3 separate regions of the Homo sapiens genome follow, and all the other regions are linked to region 2. A link is a loop called in an ENCODE intact Hi-C map of the cell type or tissue named here. Cell type or tissue: gastrocnemius medialis. All regions are shown on one strand.

Region 1 (8,000 bases), 92 kb before region 2:
CACACACTGGAAATCATCTGTTCAGAGAAAACCCGCCGAGGCTGGGCTGCCTCCTCACCGTGACCACCGCACTTCACGAAAAATCTATCCAGGCCGTGGTGTCTGCACACGACCCACCCTGGCCCAGACCCAGGGTCCTGTGTCTGCCCTTCTCCCCCATAAGTGGGTTGCCTTTCTTCACGAACCCCAAACATGCAATGGAGAATCACCCCTGCGAGTTCACTCCCCACTCTGGTACCTTCAGTGAACTCTCCTGGCACAAGTGGGTGGATGCCACTCTAGAAAACCATATATAGGTAAAAATCTGAATTTGCAAGGAGGGTCTGTTAGAAGTCGATTACTCATTACAGAAGGATACACCACGCGGTCTCTCTAAAGTGCAGGCTTCCAGGAGCACTTCAACACAGGAGCTGGTGTACGACTTTGAGAGTGACAAGAGGCATTGTCTGGCAGGCGTCACATACTCCACCACCCACAGGAGCCAGCCAGGAAGACAACGGAAATGATGAATCAAGCCCAGTAAGAGAGTCCATTGCCAGATCGAGGCAAGCATGCACAACGTCATTTTATGCTGGTAACGTGACACGGTTCACAATATTGTCCCATAATTCTATTTGGACAGCTCCTTCTCTTAAGCCTAGATCAGAGTTAGCTAGCATCCCCCTCCTCCCCTCCTCTTTCTGTGTTTTTATTCTGGGGGAGAACTAGAGCTGGTTGCTACAGCAACCAATTTATTTCTGCAAGTGCATTTTAACTTCCCTCAGATGTTCTATTTGATGGGAACTTTTCCCTTCTTGGGGTCTGACTTTTGCAGCATGCTTTCACTAAGCCTGCAAACCCTTCCTTTTCTGCTGCCTTAGGGTTAATACACACATTTACTTAACACAGGGGGGAAAAAAAAACACAAAACACCCAACTTTAAAAACAAGGCATTTGGAAGAGAGAGAAAAACAAAGTAATTACATTTCCAACTCTGCTGTCATATCAAACTTGTAGGATCTCGGGAGCTGCGGCGTTTACCATACAAGTGTTGGTTCTTCTTTACTCCTCTCCTCACCATATAGCTCAGAAAATATATTCATTTACTTTTTCACTCAACGAATAATTTATTGAGCATTTCTGTATGCCAGGCCCTATGCGTTAGGTGGTGGAGTTTCAGAATTGAACAAAACAGACCTGGGTCCCTCCTGGAGTTTGCCAGGTATGAGAAAGACAGGCTGACATGCAAAGACACACTGACATGCAAATCCTGATGTTGATTATGGGGGTGAGAGCTATGAAGAGAGGAGCACGCCATCCAGACTACTGGTCTGGAACAGCCTCTCTGAGAAGGTGATGTTTCAGCTGAGATTGAACTTGAGACTGAACTTGAACTTGAAACCAAGAATTGAGACCTGAGAGAAAGAAGAACTCTCTCTGAGCTGGAAAGGAGCTTGGTAGATTGGAGGGAGGGACAGTGGCCAGTGTGGCAGCCTCTCAGGGAAAAGGGAACCTGAGCTCAAGGTGCAGTTGCAGGTAAGGACCAGATCACATAGGACAGGCCAGGTGTGGGCATTCATATTGACCCTCAGTGCACGGGAAGACTCTCTGACATGGTTTTCAGCAGACAAGTGAAGTAATTGACATTTGCACAGATCCTCTGGCTGCCAAGGAGAGAACGCATTGAGGGAATGTAGGTGGCAATTGTGAAGGAGAAGGACAGTGTCGCTGGAGGAGGGTTTTCCAGGCATCCAGAGGAGAGAAGCAGGTGGCCTGGCCAGGAGGCGGCAGCAAGACAGGGAACAGTGGACAGGGTAGAAATGCATCTTGGACATAACACTGGCAGGATCTGGTGATGAGTTGCCTGTGGTCTGTGGCCTGAGCCACAGGCCAATGGTGGTGCTGTACTGAGATGGAGAAGCTGGAGAAGGAGTAGGTTTGGAAGGAGGAAATAGACTCCATGGCACCTGCCTCCTGCTCAGAAGCCTTGTCATGCAATTCCTCTTTATGCAATTCCCCTTTTGAGTCTGTCTCCCTCTCTGAATGGGAGGTTCCATGAAGGCTGGGGTCACACCTACACAGTTCACTGCTGTATTTTTTTTTTTTTTTTTTTTGAAACAGGGCCTTGCTCCATCACCCAGGCTGGAGTGCAGTGGTGCAATCTCAGCTTACTGCAGCCTGGAACTCCTGGGCTCAAGCCATCCTTTCACCTCGGCCACCCAAAGTGCTGGGACTACAGGCATGAGCCACAGTGCCCAGCCCACAGCTCCATTCTGAGTAGTGCTCACAGTGCCTGGCACCGGAAGGCCCTCGGATAGCCACTGTATTCATTTCCTAGGGTTGCAGTAACTAATTACCGGATGGCTTAAAAAAAAAAAAAGAAACATATTTTCTCACAGTTCTGGAAGTCAGAAGGCTGAAATCCAGGTGCAGATAGGGTTGGTTCCTTGAGGAAGCTCTAGGAAAAACCTGTTCCGCGACTCTCCCTCAGTTTGGGGGCTGTTGGTAGTCTGCGGTGCTCCTGGGCTTGCTGGCACCTTGCTCCAATCTCTGCTTTCTCCTCTGTGTGTCTTTTCCCCTTCTCTCCTAAGGACACTTGTCATTGGACCTAGGGCCTACCCTAATTGAGGATGATCTCATCTCAAGATCTTTAACTTGGTTACAGCTGCAAAAACGCTTTTTCCAAATAAGGCCACATTTGCAGGCTCTGGGCATTAGGACTCAGGCATACTTTTTGGGTGGTCACAATTCAACCCACTTCATCCACCAACTGAGAAAATGAATGAGTGAGTACCCGGCGATTTCTGGTTGATTGGAGAACCAAGTGTAACTCAAACGCTGGGTCAGAGAACAAAGCCCTGGCTTTTCAACCAGCCTTCTGTGGTAGCTGTTTGTATTCACCGCCAGTTTCTCTAAGTTGGTCATTTAGGGATGCGTCCATAACACAGCATGTCAGGTAGGTGACTCACAGTGAATAAACTGAAGAGAAGCTGAGTCATAGTTAAAAGCGGACTTAACATTCCAAAGGTGAACAGCAATCCAGCCTCGAGGCTGAAGCCATTCTTATGCCTCTGCCAGCCAAGGCAGAGACAGATAAATAAATACCATCACTGAGCCAGGCGGCACAGCGCGACCTCCAGGCCCGCACCCCTCTCAGGCATCCTGCCTGGCCGGTCTACCTCCTTCCAGAAGCAATGAATATTTCCAGCATGGAGCAGGAGGCAGGTCAACAAATGCTGCTCTAAACATCTTGGTCAAGCTTGCTATGACCTCCCATCCTGCCATACACACCTTAGGTCACAGGCAGCCTCCTCTCCACACTGCCACCCTGCAATGAGGGCCACCCCCTCTGGAAACTACAGGGGGTCAAAAAGTGGGAGGTTTGTCTGTGTGCCCCACAATCCAGGCAGAGAGGTCCAGGGCAGAGGGGACCTTTGAGGGGTACATGGCACCCTTCGAAGGCCTCAGAACACGTCTGCCTTTACAAGCTGACCACAGCCACCAACACTTAGTCTTAGGAACCCGACTTCTCTCTACCTATGAAGGTTTTCTGCAAGGTTTTGTCTCCTAGAGACCCTGCCCCATCCCAGGCCCTGCCCGGCTGACCATCCCCCCCTCCAGTATGAAGAGTCTGCCTGTCCTGATCCAAGACAGGCAAGGACCAGACCCTGGAGGAAGGCAAGTGACATTGCAGGGGGACAAGCAGAAAAGTGTCTGAGGAGCCCAAAGGCCAGGCTCTCCTGGGACTGAGAGCAGCAGCTCCGGCTCCAGGAACACACAGGGATGCACATGGCAGGAACTGGGGCTGTCACGAGCAAGGCCAAGTGCTCTCCCTGGGTGCTGAGTTTCTTTGATCACCAGACCTGAGAAGGGCCCTTTTCCACAGGGGCCTTGGGACTCCTGACTGCTGCCTCAGCATGAAAGTGTCCTGTCTCCCCAGCTGAGCCCCTCTCTGGGAGGCAGGTCCCCATCCCCTGGGCCTTCCTGCTGGGGTGTGCTGCTCTCCCCACATTGTGTGGGCACCAGCACTATCCACTTAGCACCTCAACCCCCCGGGGCCTCTTCACTCGTCTCCCAGGGGCTCCCCTAAAAGCTACTTGCTCCTGAGCTCCAATTGTAATCAAGTCCCAAAGCAGCTGGGTTTAAAGACACAATTATGCATTATGGATAAAGGGCAGGTCACCCTCCCCCGCCAGCCAGCTGGGCATCTGTGCTTGCCCCACGGCTCCCATCAGAGGCTCCAGCAGGCCTGTCCCTCCCCTGGGCACACAGAGCAAGCCAAGGCGCCCCTTGGTGCCCGCAGTCCCAGGAGCCGAGCACGGGGCTCCTGGCTGCAGCCGCAGAAAGGCCCTCTTGCTGGGATCCCACTACAAATTGATGAACGCTAATGACCTGCTTCCTCCATCTGGTACCACAATCATGAAGATGCTCCCAAACGCTGGGAGTTGGGGGGTATTCTTTTTTTCTTTTCCTTTTTGCCTTTTTTTCAAATATTTATGAAGAGATTTTCCATTTATCCTGACACGTCTTCTCCACCGTGGGTGTCAGCTAGGAGGGCTCAGACAACAAACTCCAGAAGGTATTTTCCCCAAAGCAGCATCTGGCTCCGTTGGCAAGTACAGCGGGTGGTTTGCTGGGAATTGGCCGAGGAAGAGGGAGGAGGAGCCACAGGCTGGCAGCCTCCGGTCCTGGCTCTGTGATGCTCCCAGGGATGGGGCTGGAGCATCCCAAGAGAGCAGCCAGGATACAGGACCTCACAGGCACCCCCACCAGCCTCTCTCTCACTCTCACCCTTCAAGTCTTCTGGTCTGATGCCAAAGCTCCCCAGCTCCCCAGGTAAACCACCTGGGTGGTGACCAGTTCTCCACGGCAGCCTCTAAGAGTCTTCTTCAGCGACAATTCCCAGTGGGACAAGTTGGTAAAGGAGAGGGTGCTGGCTTGGCCCCTGCATCTCAAGCTCTCCCCTCCCAGGAAGCCTTCTAAAGGCAGAGCCAGAGGCCTCCCTCATTCTCCCTGATGGGCATTTCCCACCTTTGGGGACAGTGTGACCCACACCGGGGACAGAGAGAGTTGGCTGGGCAGCAGGGCTAGAGGTAGCAATAAGAACCTTATGGAATCTCCCAGGTCACACCAGCTTAACTGCTGTCTTCTGTACTCACTGTGGCAGAGCCAGCCAAATGGATCCAGGAACCCCCAGCCCCACATTCCTTGATAGTTACCAGAGTCTGAGCCAGGCTGTATCTGCCAAAGATGAATTCTGGTGAAAATCAAACACTTTCCAGGAGATCTTGGGTCCAAAGGCATCATGGCTTTGTGCCCTTGATCTTGCCTGGGCTGCCCATCAGCAACCACTGGGGAGCTTCAAAAAATATCAATGCCCAGCCCCACTCCAGCATGGTCAGAATACCTGAGAGTGGGGCATATATTTCTAAAATCTCCCAAGTCATTGCCAAGGGCATCCGGGGTTGAAAACTATTGAGCTATGGGAAGACTATGTCCCCTGGACACAGGCAGTCCTAGACTGGAGTCCTTGCTCTTTCACTTACTTGCTGTGACCTGGAATCAGTTACTTGCCTTCCCAAAGCCTCAGTTGCACCATCTCTAAAATGGGGATAACAACATTTTTCTTGTCCTAGGGTGCCCAGCACATGTAACTGTTTAACAAAGTCAAGCTGCTATTAATCATCTTCCATCACGAACCCATCTTCCAGGACAAGAGACTGCTGGTGTTGAGTATGCAGAGCAGCCCAGCAAGGCAGCCGGCCAGGCAGCTGCTTCCAGCCATGCACAGAACTGGGACCTTGGAACTGTTACCTCCCTTACCTGCAGAACAGCCTCAAGGTCTCACCTCTGGGTACCAAGGCTGCAAGAGGGCAATTCAGTCCTTACCTCTGGGTACCAAGGCTGCAAGAGGGCAATTGAGTCATGGGCCATACCACTCCCCAGGTGATGACACTCCCAACAGATACAGCACCAGTCAAAGAATATCTCTCTGAGGCCGGGTGCGGTGGCTCACACCTGTAATCCCAGCACTTTGGGAGGCTAAGGTGGGCAGATCACCTGAGGTCAGGAATTCGAGACCAGCCTGGCCAACACGGTGAAACCCTGTCTCTACTAAAAATTCAAAAATTAACCGGGCATGGTGGTGCATGCCTGTAATCCCAGCTACCTGGGATGCAGAGGCAGGAGAATCACTTGAACCTGGGAGGCGGAGGTTTAAGTAAGCTGAGATTGCGCCACTGCACTCCAGCCTGGGTGACAGAGTTAGACTCCGTCTCAAAAAAAAAAAAGAATATCTCTCCTTGAATTTTATTTTGTTTCATTTTATTTTAATTTATTTTATTTTTGAGATGGAGTCTCGCTCTGTCGCCCAGGCTGGAGTGCAGTGATGCAATCTCAGCTCACTGCAAGCTCCGCCTCCCGGGTTCACGCCATTCTCCTGCCTCAGCCTCCCAAGTAGCTGGAGCTACAGGCGCCTGCCACCACGCCCGGCTAATTTTTTGTATTTTTAGTAGAGACGGGGTTTCACTGTGTTACCCAGGATGGTCTCGATCTCCTGACCTTGTGATCCGCCCTCCTCGGCCTCCCGAAGTGCTGGGATTACAGGCGTGAGCCACCGCGCCCTTCCTCTCCTTGAATTTTTAAAGGATCTAGAGCATTTAAAGTATCTCCTCTAGGAAGCCAATGTGTCTCCCATCCTGTTTATCTGGAAATGGTCTGCTATCAGATTCAGCTGAGAGTAGAGCCAGATGCGAGTGTTTGAAAACTCACTCTGCTTGGCACCGCCCTGGGTGGGCCAGGGTGGCATGGGGAAGCCCTGAGGCCCACCACAGTCATGCAGGGAGCAAGTGCTTCTGGGCAGACACCCCAGTGATCCTGCAGACCACTTGAAGAGGCCCCCAAGGCCCCAGAAGCATTGCTCACTCATGAGTAAATTCGATTTCTTATTTTGTGTTATGTACATCTCCTGGTGACATCTGCTGATGCCAGACCATCTTGCCTGGGTCAGCAGGGCACCAATGTCTTCTTCAAATCTCATGGCAGCTCTACCAAAGCAGGTGCCACTCTGCCAATGGATTGCTGGGATGAGTGGGCCTGGAAGAGTTGAGTTGCTTGCCATAGCCCTTTTTGTATACCACACTTTGCCGCCACTTCCTGGACAAGAAAAGAATTTGAAGAGAGTTTTGGCAACTGACAGCAACGATTTCTTTTCTTTTTTTTTTTTTTGAGATGGAGTTTCACTCTTGTTGCCCATGCTGGAGTGCAATGGTGCGATCTCCGCTCACTGCAACCTCTACCTCCCAGGTTCAAGCGACTCTCCTGCCTCAGCCACCCAAGTAGCTGAGACTACAGGTGCCTGCCACCACGCTGGGCTATTTTTTTTGTATTTTTTTTTTTTTTTTTGAGACGGAGTCTCGCTCTGTCGCCCAGGCCGGACTGCGGACTGCAGTGGCGCAATCTCGGCTCACTGCAAGCTCCGCTTCCCGGGTTCACGCCATTCTCCTGCCTCAGCCTCCCGAGTAGCTGGGACTACAGGCGCCTGCCACCGCGCCCGGCTAATTTTTTCTAATTTTTTGTATTTTTAGTAGACAGGGTTTCAGCGTGTTGGAATTATTTTATAATAATTCGAGGCTGGTCTCGAACTCCTGACCTCAGGTGATCCACCCGCCTCGGCCTCCCAAAGTGTTGGGATTACAGGCGTGAGCCACCGTGCCCAACCAGCAAAAATTTCAATAATGTCTTCATCCCCAAGAAGACCCACATAGGTTCCAAGGAGACAATATGAACCAATAGGGAGGGCTCTGCTAAAAGGGGAAAAAAAACAACAACAGTATTTCTGGATTAGATAAATTAATGGGTCTGTATTACGAAGGGTGCTGGAGTCCAGTGACATCAGTGGTTGTTGGCAGTTGAGGATAAGCAGTAGCTTCAACTTAGTTGTCAGGGAGTATTAACGAGCAACATAATAAAAGTTATTGTTTATTTAGTAAGTATTTAAATCAAAATTATAAGCACAGGTT
Region 2 (8,000 bases):
CCAGGCATCCAGGGCGATTGATTTCTTACCATTACGTCCTTCGCTGAATCAAGTACTCAGTACTCTATTAAATGCATGACGGCCACTCTCTGGTCTCCTCTTATGAGAACACTGCTACAGTTGGGCTCTGTGTCCCCATCCAAATCTCACCTTGAATTGTAATAATTCTGTGTCATGGGAAGGACCCAGTAGGAGGTAATTGAATCATGAGGGTGAGTCTTTCCTCTGCTATTCTCACGATAGTGAATAAATCTCACAAGATCTGATGGTTTTATAAAGGGCAGTTCCCTGCACGTGCTCTCTTGCCTAACGCCATGTAAGACGTGCCTTTGCTCCTTCTTCACCTTCCGCCATGATTGTGAGGCCTCCCCAGCCATGTGGAACTGTGAGTCCATTCAACCTCTTTCCTTTATAAATTACCAGTCTTGGGCATGTCTTTATTAGCAGTGTGAGAACAGACTAATACAGACACTGCTCCCATCACAAGGGCCCCACTTCCATGAGCTCATTTCATTATCTCCCAAAGATCCCACCTCTACACACCATCACACTGGGGGTTAGGCTTCAACATATGAACTTGGGGGAAACATGATTCAGCCCATAGCGCCTACTATGGCTAAGCTGGTCCAACGCACTCCCTCCAGCCCTTCCACCTGCTCCGCAGCCAGGCCCGTTGCCTTCATTTTACAAGAGGCAGCTTAGAAAGGCTAATGACTTACTGGAACGTGCACAGCTGGAGCCAAGCAGTGCAGGGATTTGCTCGGGGCTGGCCAGCTCCATCACCCTCTAGCTTGGTCCCCCTCTCGCATGCTGCCTCCCTGAGATGCTCCTCTCCCTGTTGCCCTGGAAAGGGTGAGATCTTGGGGGAGGACATGGATGTTGCCCTGCCCAACTTTCAGCAAATGCCTGTGGCTACTGAAGTCCCTTCCTGGCCCTTCCAGGCCCCTGGGGAACCAGGCAGGCAGCGCGGCAGCACCTCTGTGAGCAGAAAAGGTGTATTTGAGGGAGCTTTCAGTAAACAGGGAAGAGAAAGTGGACCTGCCCGCAGTAGCTGCAGCTGCGGGTCTCCTGGTGCGACTTACACAAAGATGACTTCAAAAGGCAGAGGCCATCAATCTTTAATGCTTTCACTGCACTGGGGCGGAGGACTCTGGACCCCTGCATGGGGCACAAACCTGCCCCCCATGGAGGGAAAGAGCAGCAGAAGTTCCTGGTTGCTGTCCTCACCAAGGCCTGGCATCTTTGAAGGGCCTGCAATGTCATCATGGCTGGCGCTGGGTGCACCCTCTGGGCTGGGCCCTTTCAGGGTGCTTTCCAAGGCCGTCAGAGGCTCTTGGCACCGAAGAGCTTAGGGCATCCACCCCCACCACACCAGGAAATTCAAAAGACACTTTCATTTTTCCAATGACACTGTATTTACTTGTAATGCTAAAATTAAATAGCTTCTTTCTAGATTTTCTGTCTTAAAACACTGGAACCCTCTTCTGGCTCCCCAGCTACTGCTTTGCTGGGTGCCTGGCACTCAGTAGGTCTAATCAAGCTGTACAGCACCTCCTGAGATCCCCAGGTGCCAGGATCCTGAAGCTGGGCCCCCACAAACAACAAGAGAGGGCTCAGAGGCTGCAGCCATGTCCCAGCTTCTGGGAATTCCCCATGGAGATGGTCTACCCACCTGGTGACAGGCAGTTTCTCCACGAGCTGAAGCAGGGGCGGTGGCATATGTCAACAGTCAGTCAGTGATCAGTCAGTTGTGATGGATTAGCACCCACAGGGAACACAGAGGTGGGGGGACAGGGAGGAAGGGAAGCAGAGATGAGAACAGTGGGGAGATAAGCTCTCAGGAGATTGTAATATGTATGAGAGACTGATTTTAAAAATATGGAAGTTTGGATGGAACTGCAATAAGCACAAGCCAGTGGCTGGAGATGCGAGGGTTCAGCTCAGCCCTGGGGCTGTTCACCAGGTAGTCCTGGCTCCTCACATCTCCTCTCTGGGCTGCAGATTCCTAATCTGTCACAATAGATCATGAAGTTTCTTCCCAGTTCCAACCATTCGTTATGACTTTGGGCTCTGGGTCCTGAAACCTGGATTCCTCATTTTCTCGCTGTGTGACCTTGGACAAGTGACTTCATGTCTCTGAGCTTCCATGTCCTTGTCTGTGAAATGGCAGTAACCGTTGTAGTCCCCTTGTGGATTGGTGTGAAGAGTAACTGTGACAATGGATGAAGGCTTAGCAGGGTACCTGGTAGATAGTAAGCACTCACTGAAGATGAGCCACTGTTCTGATTATCATCATCATGAACTTTCTGTGATTCTAAGGCTGGAGGCCGAAACATTTCTGTCCACATGGGCAGAGTCTCTGTAAATCGTGTCAATCTGAGGCCAGGATTTTGAAGCTCAAGGCCCCACCCAGCTCAGGAGGCTATTCCTGGTCATGCGTCAGCCTCTCGGCTACACCCAAAAAGGGCCACCCTGTGAGCCGAGAAGGAAGAGATGACACAACCCAGGAGAGATGTAGAGGCTGGAGCCTCGGAGACCAGCCTGGGGGCCAGGCGGGTGCACAGGACCGTCGGAGGGTGGTCGATCCCGGGCTTTCTGTGTTCTCTGCACGCCCATGAGCTCCTAATGATCCCCTATAAATCAACCTATTCATTCTTTTTTACTCACACACTTATTTTTCAAATTCAAACATAACTGGAAAGTCGTTATCACCTGCTGTTAATAGAAGGCAAAACCAAACAGTGCCCTGAAAAACAGAATGACCAAGTCCAGCAGGATTCCTCGTCCTCTTCGGGCCGTTCTCGCTTTGTTTCAAAGGACACTTTACAGGCAATAATGACACTGACCTCGAACAGAGCTTTGCTCTGGACCCAGTTTTGGGGATGGAAAGAGAATTGAAAAGGAAGTAATGTTCTCGTGGAGGGATCAGAGTTGGGTAAGGCCAGACCTGGGAACCACCTAAAACCTTCCTATGGTTTGGGGGATGCCGTGGGGTTTGTGGCTAAAACGCTTGCCTAAGAGGTGGACTCCACAGGCCCTGGACTGGGTTCCCGGGATGTCATTAGACAGAATCCTAGCCCCTCAGATCCCAGGATGAGAACCTACTCACTGCCCTGCCGGTAACAGGCTTACCCCGTGGGAGCCCGGGACAGCCGTGCAGCCCGCAGCTCCTGGTCTCCTCCCCTGGCCTGGGCTGCCCTTTCCCATCAGCCCAGAGCAGGCAGATCCCCACCCCCGGGGCCCTGCTGCCCACCTCTCGCCCTCTCCCAACTCAGGCACCCTGAGCTGCTACTCACAGAGGCCTCAATCTACCATCCAGAGCCTTCTCTCCTTGCCACCCTGCCCCGCCGCACTGGGGTATTTCTGGCTCCCAGAGGGGCAGAAAACCCTGAAACCCGAGCAGAAGCTGTCCTCGGTGCCACGCCTGGAGATGGGCATTAATAGCAGCCTCCCTCAGGCCCCTGACGCGTCTGGGCAGCTGCTCAGCACGTCCCGCGTCCCTCGGCCCCAAGGCCAGCCCACTCTGGCTCAGCCAGGCACACTAAACTTAGTGGCCACTCCCAGCTCGACAACCACTGCCACCCCCCAAGCTCGGCTTGTCACCTGCCCTAGGAGACGCAGCCGCCGGACCCTGCCCAGGGCACCCACGCCTCGGCGACCACCATGTCCCAGACCAAAATGCTGAAGGTCCGCGTGACCCTCTTCTGCATCCTGGCAGGCATCGTGCTGGCCATGACAGCCGTGGTAACCGACCACTGGGCTGTGCTGAGCCCCCACATGGAGCACCACAACACTACCTGCGAGGCGGCCCACTTCGGCCTCTGGCGGATTTGTACCAAGCGCATCCCCATGGACGACAGCAAGACCTGCGGGCCCATCACCCTGCCCGGGGGTAACGTACCCACCCTCCGTCCCGATCCCCACCTCCTGCTCTTCCCCGTCATCCCCCTGGCAAAGTTGCCCTTGCGAAGGAAGGCAGGTTTCTCTGCCTAGAAATAGGGCAGCCGCCCAGCCTTTTCTGCCCAGGGAAGAAGATATGAATTGCATGTGTGGTGCTGGTGGCTGGGGCTGGGTTGTAAGACGAGGGCGTTTGTCCCAGCTATTTCTGTCTGGCTGGACCTTGGGGCTTTTTGCCCAGAGCAGAGAGCTGGGCAGGCTCAAGAAAGGAACTGCAGCTCTACCAGCCCAGGGACTTCTGGGCCCCACCTGCTCACTCTCTCCCTGCAAAGAAAAGCTAGGTGGCTCTGTGTCCTCAGGCTAGGGGGACCCATGGGGCTGGCAGGTTTGTTCCTGGCCTCAAGGCAGGAGAGGAGAGAGCATAGGCGATGGAATTTGCAGGGTCCTGTGCAGAATGAAAATGCAGGGTTCCTTGCTCCAAATTACCAAGGATTTCAAGGCAGTGACAGCAGCACATGAAACCACACATGGGCCCTTGTGGGCTCTGGGCCTGGAGCAGCTGCACAGGTTGAATGTCTGTGAAGCAGGACATGGCTGTAGGCTGTAGGTGAGCCACCTGCCCCCACCTTCTTTTTTTTTTTTTTTTTTTTTTTGAGACAACTTTGTCGCTCAGGCTGGAGTGCAGTGGCATGATCTTGGCTCCCTGCAACTTCTGCCTCCTGGACTCAAGCGATTCTCCTGCCTCAGCTTCCCCAGTAGCTGGGATTACAGGCATGCACCACCACACCCATCTAATTTTTGTACTTTCAGTAGAGACGGGGTTTCACCATGTTGGTCAGGCTGGTCTCGAACTCCTGACCTCAGGTGATCCACCTGCCTTGGCCTCCCAGAGTGCTGGGATTACAGACGTGAGCCACCATGCCCGACCTCCACCTGTCCTTTTGTCAGGACTTCAGTCCTCTATGCATCCTGTCTTAGCTCAGACCCTGTCAGAGTTACAAAGCATTTCCTCACCCTGTAATTTAAGCGTATTCCTCGATTTCCTACCGTGTGACCGAACCACACGTTGAAGGTAAGGTCCTTTTCAGGAGTACCTGGTAGTCGCGTGACTAGCCTCTATTCTGCAAATGCAGAGGCTTCTGGATTCTTAGCAAATACAGCACTTTAGAGGAAAGAGTGCTCATGGAGACCAGGCAGCCAGGGATCTAATCGCCATTGCCCACTACCCTCAAATGACCATCCAGGGAGGACAAAGCTCATCTCAGCCTCTGCTTCTTCCTCTATAAAATATGGGACTGACTCTCAGCAACGTGAGATCCCTTCCTCGGCTTACAGACGCCCATCCACAGTGGCAGTGGAGCAGAGTGATGTCAGTGTGATGTCCCACCTGGTTTTCAGGATTATTTCCTCTTTTATCAGACTAGGTGTTCCTTGAAACCTGTCCTTCAAGGACACTAGGGCTAAGTCCCCAAAGATCTTGCAGTCTGCTTGTGAGGCAAAGAGCACAGACCCCATCCTCCCTTGTCTCTGCTCCCTCTTCCTTCCCTCCTGCTTGCTCCAGAGATCCCCTCCCTTGTTCAGCCCCACTGGAGGCCCAGAAGACTCATAAGTGCCCAGCTGTTGTAGAAACACCAAGTCCCAGGGCTGAGAGTGACAGGTGTGGCCATGTGCTTGCAGGGTATCGCATAGCCCGGATGCCCATGCCCCTTGGCCACTGCTGAGCACACCCATAAACAGGAACAGCCTCCAGCCAACTCCCCTGGGCAGGGCAGGGCAGGGCAGGGCAGGGCAAGGCAGCTTCTTCAGGGACCACACATGGGGACGTGCTGTTACAGTCCTGTTCACCCGTCCTTGGAACCATCTGCCTTTTAAAGTCAGAGCAGAAGACTGGGCAGTGAGCAGAATCCACACAAGGAAGAGACAGGCTGGTGAGAGGTGACTGGACCAATTGCAGGGGGCCAACAGGCATTGCTTGGCCTTGAGCCTGACAGGATCTACCTCTTTGCCTTCTTAGCCTAACCAGCTATGAACCACACCTCCCACACTTGTGACACTGAGCACTACCTTTCCCCCAGTAATCTTCCAAAATATGTTCCTGCCTTTTTCCCTCTCTTTTCTCTGCAAATGGACATCTTTCTCCTTCCCCATCTGCCCTTCTTGTGCTCCCTGGGACCACTCTTCTCTGGAGGGAGGAAGTGGGTTCATATGTGGCCCGTCATCTATTATTAACAACAATAATAATAATGGCACATACATGTAGCCCTGTGTGCCAAATATTGTTGTAAACGCTTTACATATATTAACTTTGAAAGACATCAGGAAAAAAAATGATAGAAAAAGAACCTCCAAAAATAATCTTCTCCATAATAGTAATGAGAAGGCTGGCAGAAATGGTCAGAATCAACATTTTCAGAACTCTGGAAATTAACCAAAGTCTTGCAGCAATCCAGCAAGAAAAATGGGTGAATCTCAGGAGGACCAGTGAGTTCTGTGGTGTTTTAACTTGCCTTATTCCTGTTTCCCTTTCCCAGCTCTGTGGTAACCTTGCAAACCAACATTCCGTAATCACAGTGAAAATCAGCATCCCAGTAGCCTCTGGAGGGGAGAGAATGGGGTTGGATCAAAGGCCCATTCCCAGAGAGTTGTCATTATTTGACCTGTCTGGTGATTCCCTGAAAACCCCCACTTGAGAAGCTGTTTCTGTTTGACCTGACTCTGAGCTCATCCAGTGCAAATAGTCTTTCTCCCTGGGGATGTTTGTTGAAAATAATTAGAGATGATTGATTAACATCATGGCTGTCTGAGGCAGTAGATAACAGTTAGGGAAAACAACAGGCTAACCAAAAAACTGGAGACTGAAATGTCCATAAGTTGCTTTGAAAAGCTCCAACATATTCCTGGGAATCTAGGAGGCCACATGCATGCACAATGCTATATGCATGCTCAGGAAAGACCTGAGAAGGCCCTAAGCACTCTCTGCCTTATCTTGAGACTCTGTTCAAGCAGGAAGTGAAGGCTAAGGCAGAGATGTGGGTGGCTTAGCTGAGCATGAAAGTCATATGCACAGAGCCCCTCAGTAAAGACTGGGAGAGGCATTGTTGCCAAGCGTTTTAGGAAATTTATAATTGGTCACTAAGCTAATTGAACAGGGATCTCAGTGATCACACATGACAAAAAACACATACTTTACCATCTTAGTTCAAAAAAGTCACTAAACAAACAACGGGAACAAATCTTCAAGAAGGGGGAACAACTGATTTCCAGAGTTGCCACATTATATTGTTTAAAAAATACTGGCTGGGTGTGGTGGCTCACTCCTGTATTCCCAGCACTTTTGGAGGCCAAGTGAGAGGACTGCTTGAGGCCAGGGGTTTGAGATCAACCTGGGCAATATAGCAAGACCCTGTCCCTACCAAAAAAAAAAAAAAAAACAAAAAAAAAACCCCACAAAATATCCAGGAGTGGTGGCATGTGCCTGTAATTCTAGCTACTCCCAAGGCTTAGGTGAGGGAATTGTTTGATCCCAGGAGTTAGAGACTACAGTGAACTATGATCATGCCACTGCACTCCAGCCTGGGTGACAGAGCAAGACTCTGTCTCTAAATAAATAAATACATACATAAATAATACAAGACACACAAAGAACTAAAATGATAAGGGGCATACATGGGGCAGGGAGAAGTCAATAGATCTGTAAGGAAGCCAGATATTGGACTTACTAGACAAAAACTTTAAATCAGCTATAGTAAATATATCCAAAGAAAAAACAATCAAAACAATTAAAGATGAAAATGATGCCTCATGAAATAGAAACTATCAATTAAGACACAGAAATTATTTTTAAGGACAAAATAGAAATTCTGGAGTTGAAAAGTACAATAACTAAAATGAGAAATTCACTAGAGGGGCTCAATGGCATATCTGAGCAGGCAAAAGAATCAGTGACCTTTAAGATAAGTCAGTTGAGATTAGCCAGTCTGAGGAACAGACAGATAAAAAGAATAAAGAAAAATGACGAGAGCCTCGGAGACTTATGGGACACCATCAAGTTTATGTAAAGGGAGTCCCAGAAGGAGAGGGAAAGAGAGAAAGGAGCAAAAAAG
Region 3 (8,000 bases), 53 kb after region 2:
GGTTTGGTTCCAAACTACTGCAATACAGCTAATACTGCAATAATGTGAGTCACGTAAATTTTTTGGTTTTCCAGTGCATATAAAAATTATATTTATACTATACTATAATCTATTAAGTGTGCAATAGCATTGTATGTTTAAAAAAACACAATGTATAAAGGCAAGCATGGTGTCACATGCCTGTAGGCCCAGCTACTTGGGAGGCTGAAGAGGGAGGATCATTTGAGCCCATGAGTTTGAGGCTTAAGTGAGTTATGATCACACCCATGAATAGCCACTGCATTCCAGCCTGTGCAACATAGTGAGACACTCTTTAAGACATTTTTTAAAATGTATATGGCTTAATTTTAAAATAATGTATTGCTTGTGATTCTCTGGCTAAAAAACTTAATCACAAAAAATACATACTGTATTGCTAAAAAATGCTCACTGACCAGGGTGGTGGTTGCTGAAGGCTGAGGTGGCTGTGGCAATTTCTTAAAATAAGACAATAATAAAGTTTGCCGCATCAGTTGACTCTTCTTTTCACAAAAGATTTCCTTATAGCACACAAAGTTGTTTGATGGTATTTTACTCACAGAACTTCTTTCAAAATGGGAGTCAATCTTCTTAAGCCCTTCCAGTATTTTATCAACTAAATTTATGGAATATTCTAAATCCTTTGAACTCCTTTGTTGTCATTTCAACAATGTTCACAGCATCTTCCCAGGAGTAGATTCCATCACAAAAAAACACTTTCTTTGTTCACCCATAACAAGAAATTTCTCACTGGGCTCAGTGGTTCACGCCTGTAATCCCAAAACTTTGGGAGGCCAAGGTGGGAGGATCACTTGAGGCCAGGAGTTCAAGTCCAGCCTGGGTAACATAGTGAGATACAAACAAACAAACACCAAAAACAAAACAAAACAAAAAAATTAGCCAGGCATGGTGGTATGTGCCTGTAGCCCCAGATACTGAGGAGGCTGAGGTGGGAGGATTGCCAGGGTCCAGGAGGTCAAGGCTGCAGTGAGTCATGATTGCACCACTGCACTCCAACCTGGGTGACGAAGCAAGACCCTTCTCTTCAAAACAAAAGGGAAGAAATTCCTCATCTACCCAAGTTCAATCATAAGATTACAGCAAGTTAGTCATATCAGGCTCCACTTCTAATTCTAGTTCTCTTGCTATTTCCACCACATCTGCAAGTTACTTCCTCCACTGACTTCTTGAACCCCTCAAAGGCATCCATGGTGATGGAATCAACTTCTTCCAAACTCCCGTTCATATTGATATTTTGACCTCTTCCCAACAATCACAACAAGAAAGCGTTTTTTAGCAATACAGTATATATTTTTTGTTCTTAAATTTTTTAGCCAGAGAATCATTAATGGCATCTAGAATGGTGAATCCTTTCCAGAAGGTTTTTAATTTACTTTGTCCAGATCCATCAGAGGAATCACTGTCTGTGGCAGCTATAGCCTTACAAAATGTATTTCTTAAATAAGACTTGAAAGTCAGAATGACTCATTGATCCATGGGCTGCAGAATGGATGTGTTAGCAGGCATGAAAACAACATTCATGTCCTTGCACAGCTCCATCAGAGTTCTTGGATGACCAACTGCATTGTCAATGAGCAGTAATATTTTGAAAGGAATCTTTTTAAAAAATCCCACCCCCCCTCCCCCGCCCACCAGCAAAGCAGTAGGTCTCAATAGTGGGTTTAAAACATGGGTTAAACCATGCTGTAAATGGATATGCTGTCATCCAGGCTTTATTGTTCCATTTATAGAGCACAGGCAGCATGGATTCAGCATCATTCTTCAAAGCCTTAGGATTTTTGGAATGGTAAACAAGCACTGGTTTCAACTTAAAGTTCACCAGCTGCATTAGTTCCTAACAAGACAGTCAGCCTGTTCCTCGAAGCTTTGAAGCCAGGTATTGACTTCTTCCTCTCTACCTGAGAAAGTCCTAGACAGCATCTTCTTCCAATAAGAGGCTGTTTTGTCTACACAGAAAATCTGTAGTTTGGTGTAGCCATCTTCATCAATGATCTTAGCTAGATCTTCTGGGTAACTTGCTGCAGCTTCTATATTAGCACTTGCTGTTTCACCTTGCACTTTTATGTTATGGGGATGGCTTCTTTCCTTAAACCTCATGAACCAACCTCTGCTAGCTTCCAACTTTTCTTCTCCAGCTTCTTCATCTATCTCCAGCCTTCACAGAATTGAAGAGAGTGAGGGTCTTGCTCTGGATTACGCTTTGGCTTAAGGGAATGTTGTGGCTGGTTTGATCTTCTAACCAGATCACTCAAACTTTCTCCACATCACTCAAACTTTCTCCACATCAGCCATAAGGCTGTTTCATTACATTCTTATCATCTGTATATTCACTGAAGTAGCACTTTTAATTTCCTTCAAGAACTTTTCCTTTGCATTCCCAGCTTGGCTAACTGTTATAAGAGGCCTAGTTTTTGGCCAGTCTTAGCTTTTGACATGCCATTTTCACTAAGCTTAACCATTTCTAGTTTTTGATTTAAAGTGAGAGGCATGCAACTTGTCCTTTTACTTAAATAGAGGCCATGGTAGCATTGTTAACTGGCCTGATTTCAATACTGTTGTGTCTCAGGGAATAGGGAGACCCAAGGAGACTAAGTGATGGGGGAACAGCAAGTCAATGGAGCAGTCAGAATACACATAACACTGATTGCTCAAAAACAATCACAATAGCAACATCAAAGATTATTGATCACAACAGATAAAGAAATAATGAAAAAGTTTAAAATACTGTGAGAATTGTCAAAATGTGATACAGAGGCACAAAGTGAGCACGTGCTGTCAGAAAAATGGCGCTTATAGACTTGCTCAACATGGGGTTACCATAAACCTTCAATTTGTAAAAACTATAATATCTGTGAAATGCAATAAAGCAAAGTACAATAAAACAAGGCATGCCCATATACTGAAATAAATGTGACTTTGCAACACAGTGCATCAAAATCAATTTGGGTCTAAATTTTAAAAAATGCCATTTGAAGCATCTCAGAGGCAAGGGCACTTATAATTTACAAATAGTATTTTCCTACCAAGCAATATTATTTTCCTATACATCCATATACAAGGTCATAGAAGGGATACCAGAACGAATACAATATTACATCTCAGAGAAAAACGTCAGGTTCACTGCTGTGACATTTGGAGCTACCTTGAATCTATCTGACTCTTGTTTACTGTTCTTGAATATGAAACAGTGAATTAACAATTATAGAGCACAACAGCTCTTACAATGAGCAAATGTTGGGGTGGATAGGAAATAAAATAGTTTGCAGTAAAAGTTTACTCTTTGACCCACAACTATTTGAATTTTCTCTGAAGATTCATAATTATTAAAACTAAATAAATTTTCCAGCTTTTGGAAAAAATGTAATGCTGGAGAATGTGTTTTATTCTTAAAGAATGTGGAGAAATTAAGTACATTTCTGATATTTGAGATCTCTAAATTAATCATTTGAGCAGTCAAACATTTAGCAGCTACAACTGGATACAATTCAAGAAATCAAGAATTCTAAAATGAACTAGCTCCCTTTCTCCCCACCACCCAGAAAAAATAAAAGGCAAATTTTACACAACTGAAGATTGAATTCTTCACAAGAACATAATTTTGCTTTTCCCCCACATCTAGTTCTGTGTAATTGCAATCATTTCTCATTTTCTAAGAATAAACCTTACTCATGGAATAGAGATCTGAAGAGCAGTGTGATGCTTCAGAAACAGCATGGGACTGTCAGGAGTCTCCACTCCCTTGAGTTAATAACTGCTTAAGTTACAAGTCCTTTAATATCTTTGTGCCTCGGTTTCCTTTTAAAAGGGGGGAGTTAAATGATCTTTAAGGCCTGACTAGTTCCAAAGTTACAAGATTTAAAGTCTTTGATAAATCAAAGTCTTTTTCAATAAGAATATATTTTAACTTTTAATTAAAAATGTCCAAACAAAGCCAGGCGTGGTGGCTCACGCCTGTAATCCCAGCCCTTTGGGAAGCCAAGGTGGGCGGATCACCTCAGGTCAGGAGTTTGAGACCAGCCTGGCCAACGTGGTGAAATCCCGTCTCTACTAAAAAAAAAAAAAAAAGAAAAATTAGCTGGGCATGGTGGTGGGTGCCTGTAATCCCAGCTACTTGGGAGGCTGACACAGGAGAATTGCTTGAACCTGGCAGGCGGAGGTTGCAGTGAGCCGAGACTGCACCACTGCACTCCGGCCTGGGTGACAGAGCGAGACTCCATCTCAAAAAGTAAAAATAAAAATGTCCAAACAACATCTATCATCTTTAACAACCATCAACAATTTGATAGACTCGCTAAAATATTCCAAGTGTGATGACAAATCCAAGCCTATTTATGTGATTTAAATCCAGAAAACTATAGGACATGCTAACTGACTGCAATGAAATGGATTCTGGGCAACAAGTTTAAAATGTCCTTTTTTCCTCTGCCAGAGGGTACTTCCTATACAGTAAAGGCCCCCAAACCAAAATTTTAGAAAAACATCTGTAGCCTACAAAAGAAAAATATTTCTGACAGAGAAATCCCTTTACATCTCTATCAACACTGTAGCTTTGTGGGCCCCTAGGCTGTTTAAACATACTTTCCTTCCTTTCTGTTCTCATTTCTTATTTATTCTTGTTTCTATTCTTATCTTTTATTTTCTTTTCTTATTTCTTGACTTTGTTTCCTATTGCTTTCGCCCAGTTCTGTTTCGGGAAGTGAGTATTCCTTCTACATACATCTTCAGCCAATCAGATTGTTCCTTTATTTTCGGATGGCAACCCTACCAATGACTGATGCTCAGGTTTAATTTTAGAGTCCTCAGGTCTTAAATAATTTCATTAATGTTGTTTAAAGGCTCATTTACCCTGCCAGAGAGATTCTTAAAGAGATTCTGTGAAGTTCAGTATCAACTCCATATATGATTGTGTGTTTATAAATATGCTTCATGTTTTACTGTGAGATTATGGTACTACACATATAATCACGATTTTCAAATTCTGCTAATATTTCTTTCCAAATATTAAAATGTAATGCTAACATTTCAAAAGCCATTTAATACAGGAAATCTAAGAAAGAAGGAAAAAACTAAACTACAAAACTCATGTATAAATTTTTACTGTTAAAGATAGTTTTAGTTTGAGTAAAAACTCCTAATTTGCTTACCACTGTCTTATAAGATATACCTCTAATATATGACGTTATCAAGCCATTTCACCTGTGTGTATATAAATAGATAACTGGGGAAAGGTCAGCAACTTAATTAATAAGGGCTCTATTTATAATTATGCCATCAAAGCTAATCACCAAGTAAGAGCTAAATACACTAGTTGAAATTCTAAGTCTCATTAACGATGGTGCCAGAAATTTTAATTAAAATAGAACATCTCATTTAAATGATTAGCTTTGATAATTTAAGCATGAATAGAGGTCTAATTTATTAATTTGCTGATCACTGTTACATGCATTAGATGGTTTATTAGATATCATACATTAATGATCTCTTTGAGAAGCTATGTCAGAGAAGACAGCAATATTTCTACCTCGTTATACAACACAAGTCATAAGCTATCACCATCTATTCCTAAAGTGAGAATAGGCAATAATCAACCAAGATTATAATCTTCAAGATACATCTGTACAATACTTTCCTCTAAAAAAGAGAAATTGGGGGAGTCACGATGATTAGACAACAGTATGTTGAAATTAAAATTATCAACTAATTTAAAACAAGAGTTGTTTGAAAGAAAAAATGAAAATAGATGGCTCAAAGTGTCTCTGTTGAAAAACCAACACACAGAACAAGAAATAGTTCAAAGCAGACACATCACTGAAACATGTATGTCATCTCTAAGATGATGTAAGTAAATGTCGATTTACTGAAAGCTGATCAAAGTAAGTGACTTACTAGCATTCCATTTTTATCAGAAAGCCATTACAATATCACAACACAAAAATGAGCCATTTCACAAGCCAACTCCGAGACTTTTACAAAGATGCCTTCAAAAAGGATTTTCTATTTATTCCTTATGAGCACTTTTAATCAAACTACTCCATAGTGAAGCACATCTTAAATGGCAAAAGCTTTCCTTTGCACCAGTATCAACATTGCTACATAATCGTTTTGAGAATTTGTCCCTGAAGATAAAATGACTGAAAAGTATAATGGAAAAAAAAGGTCCCATTAATAACAAAAACAAAACAAAACACATCACTCTAAGAATATTGGAAATACTCAAGATTTAAATGAAGATGCTACAGATTTTTGAAGAGGAACATTCAAAAAATAAGAGAGAGAGAGAAAGAAAGAAGAGAGAGGCCAGGCATGGTGGCTCACACCTGTAATCCCAGCACTTTGGGAGGCTGAGGCAGGCGGATCACGAGGTCAGGAGATTGAGACCATCCTGGCTAACATGGTGAACCCCCGTCTCTACTAAAAATATTAAAAATATTAAAAAATTAGCTGGGCGCAGTGGTGGGTACCTGTAGTCCCAGCTACTCGGGAGGCTGAGGCAGGAGAATGGCATGAACCCGGGAGGCGGAGCTTGCAGTGAGCCCAGATAGCGCCACTGCACTGCAGCCTGGGTGACAGAGCGAGACTCCGTCTCAGAAAAAAAAAAAAAAAAGGAAAAATAGAAGAAGAGAGAAAAAGGGAGGGAGGAAAGAAGGAAATAAATTAAATGAGAAGTATTTGTAAAGATAAAATTTCCCTCAATTTAAGCTACAAGTTTAATGTATTTCAAATAAAAAGCCAAGAAGGGTGTGTAGAGGTGGGACAGAGGAGGAGGAAAGAGTTCATAAAGTTATTTTAAATTTTTTTTTAGTAGTAAAACCACAGAATGACCCTCCTCCCCCATCCACTCCATGCCCCACATATAGAAACTGGAAGGGAAAAAGTAATAAGGGAGACTTTAAACTACTGGGTTAGAATGCCACAAAATCTCAAAACTTAAAACAGTATAATTCTAGCACAGAAACTTATAGATGAAGAAAAACACAAAGTCCAGAAATAGATCACAATATGTAATGAAGAAATACATCTTACTCAGAGGTTAGAGTATTAAATTATCATGCAAAGTGAAAAATCCCACACAGATAAAAATTACCTTTGAAAAATCCTTAATCATGCCAAAATTACTAAAAACTGAACTTTTGGAAGCTCAGAGGTCAAGAATTAACTTCTGTTGTTTCTCTCTGCATTTCATTTTGCACTACCCCCACCCCTCGGAGCAAGTATGATACAGTGCTATTGCAAAGAATTTGGAAAGTGACATCTCTTTAGTGAGAATGTAATAATTCCAAAAAGACAGGAAGACAACTGGCTAAACGTCTAGAGAAAATGTAAACACTAATCCCAAGCTTACACTGGCATTTAAAATCAAATTGGAGCAATTTATCAATCTATTGGCAATTGGGGATGGTCTACTGCCTGGCTCAGGAGAAGATGGCACTTTGCCCTTTGTTGTCCTCCTCATCCCATCACACCTGTAAGGACCGGAAGTGGGAAAGGATGCAGGCAGTACTGCCAGACCACAATGTCCAGCCTTAGCCAAGCAGCCAAGGGCCATGGCTTTTGCTGCGTTTGAGGTGGGGAAGGAAAATCCATGGAGTTAAGCCTAATTATCTACATGAGAATAGTCTAAAAATTGAAAGTAGCAAAAAATGTTACAGAATGGGACCAAGATCCCATTCAGTGGTGATATAGGTGGGCATAGCAATTGGGGGAAGGGCAGAGAGAAATTGTTTCAAGTTTTCCCAACAAATAATCTCCCTCCATTAATGGATCATACATTCACATCTATAAATGCTAGGAAAGGCTAAATGTTATAGTAGGTATCTTTGTCTAGTTAAATTATAAATAATTTCTCTAACTTCTACATTTTCTGTGCTGGCCATGTATTTCATTTGTCACAAGAAAATCAAAATTACTATAAAAAGAAAAAACAAGTGAAACATAATGTAACCAACCATTTCCATTTAAAT

Evidence for each region. A loop is a pair of places that touch in the nucleus more often than their neighbours do. Peaks named below come from ENCODE experiments on the same cell type or tissue, not always from the same donor. Only the 100,000 strongest peaks of a DNase experiment are listed, where the experiment ranks them.
Region 1: a loop joins it to region 2, with 3 times the contacts of the local background. A loop is called at or near these places in 3 of 110 quality-filtered maps.
Region 3: it touches region 2 in a loop (2.3-fold over the local background); 3 of 110 quality-filtered maps call a loop at or near these places.

The regions. Positions count from the first base shown.
Region 1 is chr17:66,949,227-66,957,226 of GRCh38, forward strand. No RefSeq gene overlaps it. Among named protein-coding and RNA genes, the nearest start is that of CACNG4, 11 kb to the right of the region's middle. In gastrocnemius medialis, no CTCF peak of the experiment used is centred here; a DNase peak (open chromatin) is centred at 3,056; H3K27ac peaks cover 1,484 bases.
Region 2 is chr17:67,040,998-67,048,997 of GRCh38, forward strand. It overlaps CACNG1 (calcium voltage-gated channel auxiliary subunit gamma 1), which reads left to right and starts at 3,557. Exons shown (of 4, transcript NM_000727.4): 1 at 3,557-3,892. The coding sequence starts at 3,664. In gastrocnemius medialis, a CTCF peak has its summit at 4,248; DNase peaks (open chromatin) are centred at 2,454, 3,514, 4,144, 5,584 and 2 weaker places; H3K4me3 peaks cover 2,584 bases; H3K27ac peaks cover 6,980 bases.
Region 3 is chr17:67,094,485-67,102,484 of GRCh38, forward strand. The region is part of intron 31 of HELZ (helicase with zinc finger); the gene reads right to left. Among named protein-coding and RNA genes, the nearest start is that of CACNG1, 54 kb to the left of the region's middle. In gastrocnemius medialis, no CTCF peak of the experiment used is centred here; a DNase peak (open chromatin) is centred at 3,757; H3K27ac peaks cover 4,249 bases.